Regions from separate parts of the Homo sapiens genome. Here region 2 is linked to region 1. The links are chromatin contacts, found by Hi-C or POLR2A ChIA-PET in ENCODE. All regions are on one chromosome and are shown on one strand. Each heading gives the region's core, a stretch centred on a gene start or an enhancer-like site at or near the end of the contact. The rest is flanking DNA. Distances are from core to core; before and after follow the strand shown.

What was found. A loop is a pair of places that touch in the nucleus more often than their neighbours do. ChIA-PET counts read pairs that join two places held with the same protein, here RNA polymerase II (POLR2A). Pooled maps may share reads with other maps.
Region 2: a pooled map shows a loop between it and region 1 (4-fold over the local background). The contact joins the promoter of ARHGEF2 here to the promoter of CDC42SE1 in region 1. A Hi-C loop is called at or near these places in 3 of 50 pooled maps. POLR2A ChIA-PET finds 5 or more read pairs at or near these places in 2 of 52 experiments (CD4-positive, alpha-beta T cell and naive thymus-derived CD4-positive, alpha-beta T cell).

Annotation. Positions count from the first base shown.
Region 1 is chr1:151,056,239-151,063,072 of GRCh38, forward strand. It overlaps CDC42SE1 (CDC42 small effector 1), which reads right to left and starts at 3,384. Exons shown (of 5, transcript NM_020239.4): 1 at 3,241-3,384. MLLT11 (MLLT11 transcription factor 7 cofactor) reads left to right here and starts at 4,159. Exons shown (of 2, transcript NM_006818.4): 1 at 4,159-4,315. RefSeq lists silencers at 1,722-1,781, 1,792-1,841 and an enhancer at 3,705-4,296.
Region 2 is chr1:155,974,478-155,981,311 of GRCh38, forward strand. It overlaps ARHGEF2 (Rho/Rac guanine nucleotide exchange factor 2), which reads right to left and starts at 4,070. Exons shown (of 22, transcript NM_001162383.2): 1 at 3,888-4,070. The coding sequence starts at 3,950. It overlaps ARHGEF2-AS2 (ARHGEF2 antisense RNA 2), which reads left to right and starts at 4,162. Exons shown (of 3, transcript NR_183460.1): 1 at 4,162-4,217; 2 at 4,843-4,978; 3 at 6,390-6,834. RefSeq lists enhancers at 1,445-1,704, 1,847-2,348, 4,675-4,744, 5,206-5,827, 5,215-5,264 and 1 more and silencers at 4,065-4,224, 4,285-4,334.

The DNA of each region.
Region 1 (6,834 bases), core at 2,134-4,633:
GAAGCACTTAGAGTTAAGAGGATGGGCGAGGACCAAAGGATAGTGGCAGAAATTAGCAAAGTTTGGGGTGATACAAGCTCCAGCTCCCTTCTCTCTGAGTTTAGGGCAGAAGGGGAGGGGCATTTAAGTGACTCTGAAGAGGAAATAGTGGTTTTTTGTTCTCACAAACAAGGTCTCCACCCTGTCCCTGCCTTTTTTCTTACCTTGCCCTGAACGCCTAGAGTTTCTTTAAGAACAGGAGAGCCCTGGACCACTGAGGTCCTAGGAGACTAACTGGCAGGTTGGCCCTCAGGAAAGACTTTCTACAATAAGGAATTTCTTCCCTCTCTGTTTGCTGCCCTATTCCTCCTGATTTCCCTCCAGTGAAATCCAATCCCTCCCAGAAGCCAGTCAGCAGCAGTTCCTTTATTACCTGACCTTGAGATCCTTCCTGAAGGCTGTGTACATTCTGTTTATCTGTGTCCTGTATCACTGCACTCCTGTGTGTACACCTCTGTTTGCACATGCGTGGCATGGCCATATCTCCACGTGTGTCCAGTACAGATCATCTGTGTACAGGTTGTGGGTACATGTGCCAGGTATCTTCTGTCCCATGAGGAATATTTTCCCCACCGTCCACATGTCCTATCTGCCACTCTGCTCTGCCTCACACCCTATAGGGCCCAGGCTCCCCTCCAGCTGTGACCTGTTCTCCCCTCCCTCCTCACCAATTCTATCCTCAAGCTTCATCAGTGAACCAGACATAAGGAACTTTCCAATAGTACTAGTGTCCAAGGAAGAACTTCCTCCCTTCTCACTACTGCCAGCCAGGGTAGGACACATCTGGGTTTCTTCTTAGACTCACTTGCATTTCCCCAGTCCTATAGTACAGACAACCTCAAAGATTCCAAAAAGGGCAGTTTCATAAATATGACACTTTAACATGAACAGGAATCTCCCTTTCTTGCAGGCCGGGAACCCTGATGCTTTGGCACCCTAGACTGATTTAAAAACAAGAGATAGGCCGGGCGTGGTGGCTCACGCCTGTAATCCCAGCACTTTGGGAGGCCAAGGTGGGCGGATCACCTGAGGTCAGGAGTTCCAGACCAGCCTGGCCAACATGGTGAAACCCCATCTCTGCTAAAAATACAAAAGATTAGCTGGGCGTGGTGGCGGATGCCTGTAATCCCAGCTACTTGGGAGGCTGAGGCAGGAGAATCGCTTGAACCGGAGATTGCAGTGAGCCGAGATCGCCACTGCACTCCAGCCTGGGCAACAAGAGCGAAACTCCGCCTCAAAAAAAACACACACAAAAAAACGAGATAGCAGGGTGTGGTAGCATGTGCCTGTCATCCCAGCTACTGGGGAGGCTGAGGCAGGAGGATCACTTGAGCCCAAGAGTTGCGGCTACAGTGAGCCATGTTTGCACCCCTGCACTCCAGCCTGGGTGACAGGACAAGACCCTGTCTCAAATACAAAACACACACACACACACACACACACACACACACACACACACACAGAGGTTTTTTTTTTTTTTAACAGCCTTGAGATGAGATCACACAAACACTCAAATGTAGCTTCTAGGGGAGGGGAGAACCCAGGAGGCTGGGCTTTCTCTTCTCTTCTCACCACTGGAAGGGAGGAGTAACCAGAAGGAGCGGAAGCTAAAACACGCTGTCCAGAGAGGGGAGCTGTGGTCAGTGGGACGTCAGTGAGTCAGTCATAGGGTTTGTCCTGATGGTGGTGGTGGCAGGTGGTAAGGGTTGGGGAAAAATGAAGAATTAGAGGAAACCCCCAACACCAGCAGGCAGGCTGTACTGTGACTGGACTCTCCCTCAACATCCCCCACTCTGCTCAAAGCTGAGGGACAGAGGTGGATAGTGCTGGGAGGGAAGAGAAGAGAGGGGGAGGAGAAGGAGAGAGGGAAAGGGGCAGTGGAGAGAACAAGGCCATTTCTGTTTCTTTTCCAGGGACCTGACCAGAGCTGGGTGGAGGGAAAGCGTGTGTGTGGGACTTGGCATGAAATGACCAATGATGACGAGAAGTGACCAGGAAATTCCATTCCCTAGGACATTAGGGTCTCTGAAACTTGAGGGTGGGGTCAGAGTGTGAAGAAGACAGGTCAGGGTGAATGTGATGGTAGCGCAGGGCAGTGGGGGATGGGAACAAAGCCAGAAAAGGAAGTAAGAGCCACTGGCGGCCACTCTTCTTTAAAGCAGCCAGAAGAGAGTGGGTTGAGGAAAAATGAAGTCCTGAGCTGGTCAGCCCAGGCGGAAGAGCCACCCGAATCCAACCCCACAGTGAATAGGGAAGGGGCTGAGAAAACAACAGGAGGGATGAGGATTAGACCTCATAAGGCCACGTCCTGAGAGCCAAGTGGTGCTCAGAACTCGACCTCTCTGAGTTCCAAATGGCAAGAGTGAAATATGGAACCGGGAAAGCCACCCCCCGCCCCCACCAAGATCATACTAGGACTTGAGGGTCTCAGAGCTGTTGGGAGGTGAGCAGAAGGGATGGGAAAGAGGTGCCAGGGAGGAAGGATGTACAGGCTAGTTCTCTGGTCCTGTTCGGGCCCCAAACCGGTTCTCCCGGTCCCACCGCCTCTGGCCCTAAGGCCTCCAACCCGCGGCCTGACAAGCCCTCACATGAAGCAGCTGGAGAGAAAGAAAGAATCGAGAGAATGGCATGGGCAATTCTGGCTAGAAGCCCGGGGCAGCAGCTGGTCCCTGTGTGGAGACCCCGAGACATGGAGGGCTGCTGAGGGACTCTGGAGAAGCGGTGTGGACTCCATATTTCAGCCAAGTGACAGGCCCAACACCAACCTTCCCTTCCCCAGGAAAGGTCTTCTGGGGGCTTAAGAGGAAAGAGGGCTAGGCCCTAAGCCTCCCCTCCCCAAATATATTCAATCACACAGATTCCGTATCTGTCTCCCCCCACTACACAACTCTACCTAGAAGTTCTCTGCTGTTCTCAACCCTTAACCGGACTGGGACCTCTCTGGGAATCTTTCGGACCCTCTCCCTCCCACCTCCCCCAACATTCCAGTTCCTTCTTTTCCTTCTACTCTTCAGCGGCCTCAGCCTGCGCACCCCAGGAGCGTGGATGACTACGGCCACCCCGGGCGCGCACCCCTTTCCCACCACCCCAGCATCTCTGCAGCCCAGGACACCCGCCTCCCCCACACCCCGCATCCGGTGTGTCTCCGCCTGGCCCGGCCGGCGCGGCAGGCGGGCCAGGGGACCAACTGCACGGCCTCACCTGCTCTTCTCCACCATCCAGACGTTCAGCTACAGCTGGTGGGGGTGAGGGACTCTGCTCCGTGGCCGCCAGTGTGGGCTTCCCGGGCTAGCTCTGCGGCGAGGTGGGGGAGCCGAGTACGAGCCGGCAGAGGTGGGGCCGGCTGAGGGCGGAAGCGGCGGCGACGCGATTACGAAACCCGTCCGGCTCGGAGCCCGGCGCACTGCTCCCCTCTGGACTGCGGAGGCACTGCACTGCGCGGGACGTGGGAGGGTGCCTCTGCAGCCCCTCAAGGCCGCCGCCCCTGCGGGGAGAACTGGAGAATGCGGACACCTAGATGAGGCCCTGGCACCCAAGCTGGGGCCCCCGGAATCTCACGTTCCCTTTACTCGCCAGGCATTTCGGGGCAAAACGAAGCGGAGCCCCCCAAACCCCCAGACCTAACCAAGTTCAGAGATTCGCAGAAGCACGCCCCCCACCCCAAATTTATTGTGCTCTACCCAAAATGGAATAGGACTAGGTTTATTTACCCATTGTGAGGGTAGAGAGGCGAGTCTGGAGGAGCAGGGATTGGGAGAAGGGGTGGAAAAATACTCTGATTCTTAAAAATACTTTGTAACCTAAAGTCCTTAAATTGTGGAAGAAAGGAATACTCCTCCTTTCCATTGTAGTCTAGAGTTAAGATTTCAAATCCATAAATTAGAGGACCTAAAATTAGAGGGCAATTAACTGCTCATTCATTGGGCCCCCAGTCAGCACGGGGGTGCTGGAAGAGATCGGGAATAATAGCGCAGACCAATGAGCCTAGGGAGATGCTTTCATCGTCTCTCCTTCCCTCAAGTGTTCTGGAACCTATCATTTGAATTAGCCGAGTCAGGCAGGAGGGGGCGGGGAATCCTTCCGCCCTTCTTAGGAGGGGCTGCATTGCAGGGGGAGAGTGAACTGACAGACTCAGTCACTGAAGAGGGAAAAGGAGTGAGAAGACAAAGCCGTCAAAGCCCCAACAGCTTTGTATTTCTCCAGCCCGGCGCAGACCCCGGAGCTCCCGAGGCACTCCCTCCATCTTTGGAACACGCCAGTAATTGATTGATAACAGGTAAACCAAACTGAGGGAGGGGGCAGGGGGCTGCAAAGATAGAAGAGCGGCTGCTTATGGTTAGATTGAAAGACCCCACATGAGGTGGGGGACAGCTGAAGAGGAGAGAAGGGGGCGCTATGAACAATGGGTAGTTATTTCTTCACAGCATCCATGCCTTGTTACCTTATACAGACCATTAATCTCTAACAATTTACTTGTAGTTATTTCTCAGCACCTACCTCATTTCAAGTATCCTTTTCTGTAATTTATTGTCCTGTGTATTTAATATCTTCAGTCTACTTATCTTCCTTTTCAAACCATAATTTGTTTTACCAGCTGTTTAATTTTTAGTCCTACTGTATCTCTCTGTCCTCTACTTCCCTATACTTGCAATTTTTTTCTGTAGTGTTCTATGTTTCTCTGTAGGAGGGAGTTTGGGAGGGGGTTATATGGGATAATGTTGGGTGTAATCCTGACCTTTCTTTGGATAATCTCTTTCATTCCACCTCGAATCTTTGCTCCAAAGAAAGAGGCAGCCTAGGGTAGGAAAGGTGGGGGCCTCTGTGTTGGAGAACTGCCTGATTCCATAGTGAAATCAGTATAGCCCACAGGAGCTAGGTATGGGGACAGATTCTGGAAAAGAATGATTTGCAGCTCAGTGGAATTGGTGGAGGAATGCTAGTAGGAAAATCCAAGCTCTGACTGAGGCACACATTATGAGATGTCAGAGAGGTTCTGCTCCCCTCTACCACCACCACCACCTTGTCCTTCCCCCTTCCCCATGGTGGCAGCATGACACAGCAAGGCCCTGTTGAGTAGGCCTTGGATGCCCACAAAGGGTCTGGACAAAGGATATTTGGGCGTGTCTGTGTGGCTCCGAGAGTGTATCTTTCTAATCTATACATTTGCTAATCATGTATCTCTAAGAACAGAGTGATAATTAGATATTGCCTTTGCCTAAAATACCCGGATAATTTAAAGTGAAGGATAGTGGGAAGCATTTATTGAACATATATTGTGGTACAAGGCACTGTCAAAACCCTTTAAGTAAATGATACCATTTAAGATAATGAAAGATGTAAAGATAGATGAAGTAGGGCTGGAGAGCATTTGTGGAGGGGAAGGGGAAGCTAGCCAAAAAAGGATCTTTTGCGAAATTTGGAGTATTTGATAATTAAATCCATACTATATTAAATCAAAAATGTCATTACTACTTACATTAGTGAATAGCATTTTAACTTCAATTTTCTGTGTAGTATTACTTTATGTTCTTGACTTGATTTTAATGCCACGTATGTTTGCATGCATGTCTTTCTTGAATGTATTTGGTACCCTGTGTACATGTCTCTGGGTCAATGACATAGAGATTTTAGGCCTTTTGAGTTAATATTTCATAAAATTTGCTTTAGCTTTTTAAATTGCAAGATAGCTCTACCAAACACTCAGGGACTGTTTGAGCAGTTTTTTATACATACTCTGGTTGTAAGAAAAGGAGTCAGTTTGTCGAAGAGCTTTTTTTTTTTTCTCAGATTCTAGCTTGCTCTACTGCCCTTTGCTTTTCCCCATTCAGATCACAATTACAGGAACAATCACCTAAACCACGGAAAATCTATTCTTCAGCAACTAAAAATTCTTTTAAGTTTTGGGAATACTGGTATAGGGTTATATAAAGCTGTTGGCAACTATCCATGTACAACACAAAAAGGGATCAGATTGGGAATTATGAGATCTGGATTCTATACAAACTGGCTGGAAGTCTTCCCAAGTCATTAATTTCTAAGATGTCTTCTAGTTTTAAAATTCTATGATTTTTTCCCCCCATGATTCTATTTTTTTTTTTTTTTTAAGATGGAGTCTCGCTCTGTTGCCCAGGCTGGAGTGCAGTGGTGCAATCTTGGCTCACTGCAACCTCCACCTCCCCAGTTCAAGCGATTCTCCTGCCTCAGCCTCCCGAGTAGCTGGGATTATAGGCGCCTGCCACCACACCTGGCTAATTTTTGTATTTTTAGTAAAGACGGGGTTTCACTATCTTGGCCAGGCTGGTCTCGAATTCCTGACCTTGTGATCCACCTGCCTCGGCCTCCCAAAGTGCTGAGATTACAGGCGTGTGCCACCGCGCCTGGCCCCATGATTCTATTTTTTAAAGAGCCTATAATGTGGCCTGCATTATACTAAGCTCATTCTGGAGAAGACTTGTCAGGTAGGATAGAGAAAAGAACCCAGCTAGCTGTGAAAATAACTGGTAACAGTAAGAATCCCTGTAGCCACAAGTCCATAACAGTATTGACTCCTAGGTATGCTTCTTAGAATCTCTATAGTCCCAGATTTAAGCAGTGGGTGGTTGGTTAATGGATACAACCATTTTTTGTAGCTCTCTTTCTGCACACGTCTCTGCAAAGTACTATGGAGATTATCAGAGTTGAGTATCATAGGATGATGACCTCACCTTTCCAACATGCTCCCCGACCCTGCTGCAATCCCGGCATCACCCTCCTTCTAAGCAGCTTCTCTGCTGAGTAATGCTCAGTTCCCAGGGT
Region 2 (6,834 bases), core at 2,820-5,319, 4.9 Mb after region 1:
GATTGCTGGGGGTGGGACTGAGAAGAGGGCTTGGGGTGGTCTCAGCCGGGCCCTGCTCCTTTATGAGCTTCCAGGGACAAGATGAAGACAGGAGGCAGAGGGGAAGGCAGCCAAGTGGAAACACTAATGCCAAAGCCAGAAACAACACAGAAAGACATCACTGCACACACAAAGGCACTTAATAAATGCTTGCTTAGTGAATGAAGATGAGACACTGGCAATGGGAGTGGGTACGGGTGAAACGGAAGAGGATTGCTAAGGGCCACAAGGAATAAATCAGGTTAGGGACCCTGAGACCCAAGCATCCTGGAACCCAGCCTGCCCCCTACGCGGCCACACCTGTCAGGCCAGGAGAGAGAGACAAGCAGAAAGAGAGGGGGGGTAAGCGATGCAAACAGACAGGCATTTGTGCAAGTGAACAATAGCTGTGCCAGGACTCCCTGCCCTCCTGGCACAAGGCAGGCCGGCTGGGTTGGGAGGGGGGCAGCTGCTGCCTGCAACCCCACCCCCACCCTCTCCCAAAGAGACATAAACAAACCCGGAAGGGTCCAGCCAGCTCCTCTCAGCCTTTTCTCTTACCAGCTTCAGAAATCCTAACCAATCCGCTCACTCAGCTCCTAGATGATATTTCCAACCAGAAACTGAAGCTAAGGATGAAGCTACTTCCTCGTGGCCAGAGAGCACGAACCCCCTACTTTGCTGACCACTGTTCAAAACAGTAGCCCAGAGCATCTGGGTACAGAATAGGAGGGCAGGCAGGCAGACAGACACACTGACACACCAGCACACCAGTAACATGCACACAGGGGATGCACACATTCACATCTGTCCCCTCCTTGATTCCAAGGTCAAATTCCACAGCCAGAGTGGCTAAGATCAGACCCCACTGTAACTCCTCTGGTCGGCCTCAGTAGGTCCTTCTCTAGGCCCCATCTAACCTCCTGCAAGTCACTCAGTGACTTCCCTAAGCTTTAGACTCCCTTCCCCTATCCTCACTTCTCCCCTCCCCCTCAACTCTCTCCCTAACCTCCACGACCCCTAGAATTTTTGTCTATGTCCCCAGAAGCCTCAGCCACCAGGAGGACCCCCCATTCTTCCACTCTCCTCCAACACCGTCAGCCCTCTCAGCTCCCTCCTGGGCTCCCCCAGCTCTCCTCTCCACTGCACTCCTAGTCCTGCACACAAAGCCAGCCACCTCTCCATTCCTCAGAACAAAGAAATAGTCGCTCTGCACACTCCCCACTCCACCTGCCCACCACAGAGATTCCAAGGGGACCCCCAGCCTCCACAGCCATCCCTGGACCTCTGGTCCCTGCTTGGCAGAAAAGGACCCTTTGTTCTAAGGGATATGATGGTTGGGGTTTGGGAAAGGAGAAAGGGAAGAACAGGGGACTAAAGAGAGAAAGGGGACCTGTGAGGTTTGGGGCTTGTGGAGGTAGGAAGTAGAGCAGAGAGAACAGAGGAGGTGGAGGACTGAAGACAGCCTGGGAGAACAGAAATGGAGTGAAAAGAAAAAGGAAGCATGGAGGGGGCTACACAGAGAGATCCTGTGAGGATGGGACAGAGAAAGGGGCAGGTTAAACTTACATTCCTCCTCCTAGGAGGAGCTCCCAGGGAATGAGGCAAGGAATGGGGAGGGGCTGAGGTGTCAGGGCTTAGCTGTGACCCATCCCCCCAAGGAGGTAGCAGGGGACACCATCTTCTTCAAATAATGTCTTTTCCAGCGGGTGCCCCTCTACTTCCCACCACAGTATAAAAAGAAAGGAGACAGCTGGTGTGCTGGGGGGAGGGGGAGAGGGGATCCAGGGTTTGTTGGCTAAGAACCAACTCCCCCTTCTGTAACCACAGTTTTCCGGAGGTGGCCCTCCCCTTCCGACCGGCCCAAACTGACAACCACCCTTCTCCGGTGGCCTCTTTGCCCTCTCAGATCCACCCACTCAGCCCCCGACTCCCTGCTGCCAGCCAGATTCCCAAATTACCTGCCCCACACAGCCAGCCCCCATAGTAGAAAGAAGAGCCAGTCCCCCCACCACCAAAAACAAAAACAAAAACAGAGCATGAACACCCAGATGTCTGACGTCCCAGCTCCCCACAATAATGGAAAAGGGATCCCAGTAGCTACCTGCCCCCACAGAACCGCTCTCTATACCCCCTAGCCAGGTCTTCCCCCAACCAGCTCCCCCATGGCTTTCCTTTTTAGGGTGGAACCAAATTTCTGCGGTTTCAAAAAACCTCCCCCGCCCCCCTTGGCTCTACTCCAGGGTCTCAGCTCAAACGGTTGAAAAAATAAACAGACTTTTGGAGCTGGGGCCTGGGCTGGCGCAGGCTGTGAAGAGCCTGTCTGCCACCCCACTGTTCCACCACACTTCAGCCACCTCACCCCGGCCCTCTGTTTGTCTTAGGCCCTACTCGAATCCCCAGTTGCTTTCCAGATAGCAAAATCTAATCCCAACCCCCTAAGGAAAGTCCTTTTAAAGCTGCTTTCCCTGGCCCTCCACCCCCAACCCAGGATGGAACCTCTGTCTCTCCCAGTTTAGCATCAAGACAGGTAGCCTGGCTAGGAACTACCAGGGAGGTGGAGGGGAGGGCTTTCCATCACCCTTAAGGACTCCTAAGGGGTACTGCTCCCTTGGCTGAAGTTGGTGATCAGCATAGGCTGGCACCAGGGTAGTAGGGCACTCAGGTTGGAGAGAAGCCAGAGATTAAACCAACTCTGGGCTGGGACCTGTCCTTTCTGATAATGGGTACAGTGCGGGGGCCCCAAAGGAGCTGGGAGGTGCTGTCTGCAGGCACCACCTTCCTTTCAGCTCTGACTTATTCACCTGCAAGTCAGCTTCATCATTTCCTGGGGTCTGGGTGTGGAAAGGTCAGGGCACTTGGGAATGGGGCTGGGTACAAAGGCAGGGATAAAGGGTACTTGGAGAGGAGTGGCCAAGAGGTCATGATGGGGGAGGCGTGTGGATAATTATACACCCAGACTCATGAAATGCTAGGTGAAGGGACCCCAAGACGAGCAGATAAGAGAATGAGAGCGCTGGGGGAGGAGGAGGAAGGGCAGGGAACACAATGCATAGTGCCAGGTGTGTCAGCCTAAGGGTTTCAGGTTGGGAGAAGGAAGAGCTAGGAGGCTGGCGGGGCAGATAGGGATGGAGGCCCTATGTTCCAGGCAGAAGGGCTCAGGATGGAGGAAAGGAGCCCAGCTACACAAAGACCTCTGCTCCCTTCACCTAGAGGTGATGGTTTGGGGGAAGTAAGCCGTCCCTCGGCCGTCCCGACCCCAGCCACCCGCCCACCCAGAGGGGAGAACTGAATCACAGCTGGAAAGTCCATTTGCGAGGAGAGGAGGAGCTGACTTTTGTCTTGGAGGGGTGGTGGTGGTGGTGGGAGGAAGCCGGGAAACCACCCCCTCCCGTCCCCTCCGCCGGATGGCGGGGACAAAGGGGGAACGACCAAGCCAGCGATTGGGGAGTGATGGGGGGTCGCCACGCCAAGCCCAAGCCGGTGGGGCCCGGGGTGAGAGGAGGTGCCGGAGCTTCCACCGCCCCCACCCGCGAGACACACACCTCCCTCTTCCCGCTCCGTCCCTTACCGGAGCAACTTTCTTTCAAGCGGCCTAAAGCACTCGGTCCCGCCGGCTTGGAGGCGACCAAGCCCAGGTCCGCTCCGCTCCCTCCCGGGATCCCAGCACCGTCGCGTCTGCCGCTCCCCCCACCCCTACCCACTCGCTCGCAGTCCCCACCCACCCCGTCCCGCCGCTCGCCGATCCACCGCTCCGCCCGATTTTGGCGCCCAGAAAGCAGGCGGGGAGACAGGAGATGCACCGCGGGTGCCGGGGTTCGGGGAGCACCCGAGGACCGCGGCGAAAGGAGAGGGGTTTCCGAGCCCACCTTGCTCGCCAGCTCTCTGCTCCGGTCGATCCGCGCCCGCGTGAGGGATTCGATCCGAGACATAATCGGACGGGGGGACCAGGGAGGACGCGGCGCGGACCCCGGCGTCCTGTATTGTTGGGGGAAGGCGGGGGGAGGGGTTCGGCCCGCACGCGTTGGTCTCGGGGACAGGAAGTCTGACTCCCCTCGCCCGGCACCCAGCACCAGTTCCTCAAACCCGAGTCTCCTCCCCCGCCCAAGCTCAGGAAGGGGGTAGGCGGAGCGGAGGGAGGGCGGGGTGCCCGCGCGCAGGACGGGACGCCAGGGTTTGTGTGGGGGCAGCTCGGAGAGGTACGAGGGTCCTAGGACAGGTTTGAGAGGCCCCTCTGCCTATTTCCCCTCCAGCGCCTGGGGGCGCCCTCTAGCCCCAGAGACCCGCCTCTTAGCTCTTCTTTTCCTAAAACCCAGCCCCGCAGCCCTCGCCGGACCCAGGTTGGCCCTTTCCCCTCTGCCCTCCCCTTCTTCCCTTCTCCCCTCGCCCTCCCTTTTTCCCTCCCCTACTGCGTTACCTCAGTCTTTAAAGACCCGCAGGCAGGAGAATTCCATCCGCCCCCAGCTCTTAGAAAACCCAGGACCAGTTCCTTCCTGGCCTTCGGGGTCCCATCAAAGCAGGCCTGAGCAGACTGACCCCTTTTACGATTGGGGGCAGGGGTGGCCAGAGGGAGAGGAAATCAAAGGAGAACTAAACGCTGGATCTTCAGTACACGGGAAGGGTAGGATTCACTCCCAGAGGTCGAAGAACAGAGAGGAGAGAATTCTCCCACATGCCCCACCCTTCTGGGGCCTTCCTGACCCCACTCTGCCCTCCTCCTAGCTCCGCCTCTGCCAGCTACTTTGGGGGACTAGGTTGGGATTCTCCACTTTTACCGAAGGCCTTCCATGTGTCTAACTGCAGTTCTCTCTGTTGCAAGTTAAGCCGGAACTGAAAGACCAGAAACCAGCCTGCCCTAGTCAAAGAAAGTTAGGGCCCAACCAGCCTCTCCCCAAGAAGCAGGGTAAGGTGGGGCATTCATCTCTCTGGACCCTTTTCCCCAGCCTGAGCCAGCCTTTGGGTGAGTTTCCTGCTATTGGGAAAATTCCTCCTCCAGTCTAACTATGATCACTTACAGTGAAGTTCATTTCTGCCTCTCAGGGTCTCCCATTTCTCTGGAGAAACCAGAAGCACAGAGAGGCCTGGGACAGAGCCTTCGGTTAGCAGGGTCCTGCCTGATTCTGGCCCCAAAGGGCGTGGGAGAAGAAGGGAGGGAGGGGAGACCCAACCCAGATCCAGCAGTTCTCTGCCCTGGCTCAGCAGTGGGGCCAGGCTGCAGGTTTCAAGCCCAACTCAGCACTCTTGTAGGTGCCAATTTTAGCCTCTGCCACTATTTTTGGGCTCCACTACCTCACCACTGGCTGAGCTGGTTGGGCTCCTCACCCCCAGCACTACCCCCACACTGCCCCTCCGGCTTCCCCTCCTTCCTAGCAACTCCTTCACCTCCTTCTTCACCCATTCCCCTGTTTAGAATCCTTAAATAGCAAAGACCAGGAAAAAGGAAGAGGAAATAAACCGTGCCCAGTTCAGGCTGGATGGACATTAGAAAGCAGGAAGGACTTCCCCAGGGCCACAGCTTGTTCTTCCTGGCTTGCACCTGCCAAGTATACCTACGGGGAGGGTGTAGGAACTCCCCCAAACCAAGAGGCCTGAGGCTCCTGGCCCCAGAACTCCAGACTCACCTCCCCTGAGGTGGGCAGCCAAGACTCAGGAATGTACTAAATTTAAAAACAGACAGCCAGAGGCTAGAATCTTGGCCTCAAGGTTCCACCCACTGGAGGCCCAGAGACAAGATCTGGGGTGGGACCTCAGCTTCTCTCCCAGGCCTGGGGCAGGAGGGTGCTGCAAGCTATGGATAGAATCTTAAAGGGCCACACTCCAGCCTGGGTACCCAGGAAACATAGAATTTGAACCCTGGGGTTTTTCAAGCGACCTCATGGTCCCTCAACTCAACTAAGAAGGTCTCTATGAAAGAAGAGGACCCGACCCTCCAACTCTTTTCTGTCTCCCACCCCAACCTTCAGTCTACTTTCCATCCCACCTGCTGTTACCCTACCCCTCACCCTATGCCCTCTTCTTCCCCTTAGGAGATGAATAACAAGGAAAGGGACTAGGGACAGGGAAAAGAAAAGTGTTCTGCCTTTAAAAACACCTGTGTTTAGTGAGCTTGGCCTGCAGCTTGACTCAGTTTCCGTTTTCTATATCCTCTTGAACAATGAACACTTTTCCCTTCTCCTTGGTGTCACCTGCCCCCCTTTTCCAAGACCCTTCTTCATTCCAGCGCCCCCTCTACTCCTATCCAGTGATATCTTCCAGATTTTCAGAAATAATTTTTTAGATACACAGAAACAAACATTTCTACCAGGATCTAAAAATAGCCATCACCTTCTTTAGCCCATTTAACTTGACGAAATGTGTCCCTCCCATTTCAGGGGTAGGGAGGAGGTCCCAGGGAAGAACCTGGTTGCCAAAGTCTCGGCCAGTTGGAGAAGAGATGGGTCTCCCGAGGATACCCAAGCCCAAGCTCTACACTGTCCCAAGGTGGTTTGTTTTTCTTCTTTCTTCTATTGGTCTGGACCTTGTATATTCTGGGAGGAGGTGATTAAGGCCAAATTGCCTTAAGTGGCCATCCAGCCAGAAGCTGGAAGAAGGGAAGGATGAGAGGGAATGAACTGTTGTGTTACGGCTATTGAGAGAAACAGTGGCAATACACAGCCAAAGCCCTGAGTTTCTAATACGGCGCCACCTCTTATGAGCTGTGAGATCTTGGGCAAAGTAACTAACCTTTAAGTATTTGTCTGTAGAATTGAGATTGAAATACTTATCTTTGCCAGAATTGTTATAAGAATTAAATGAGTTGAAAGTGTTTCATCAAGT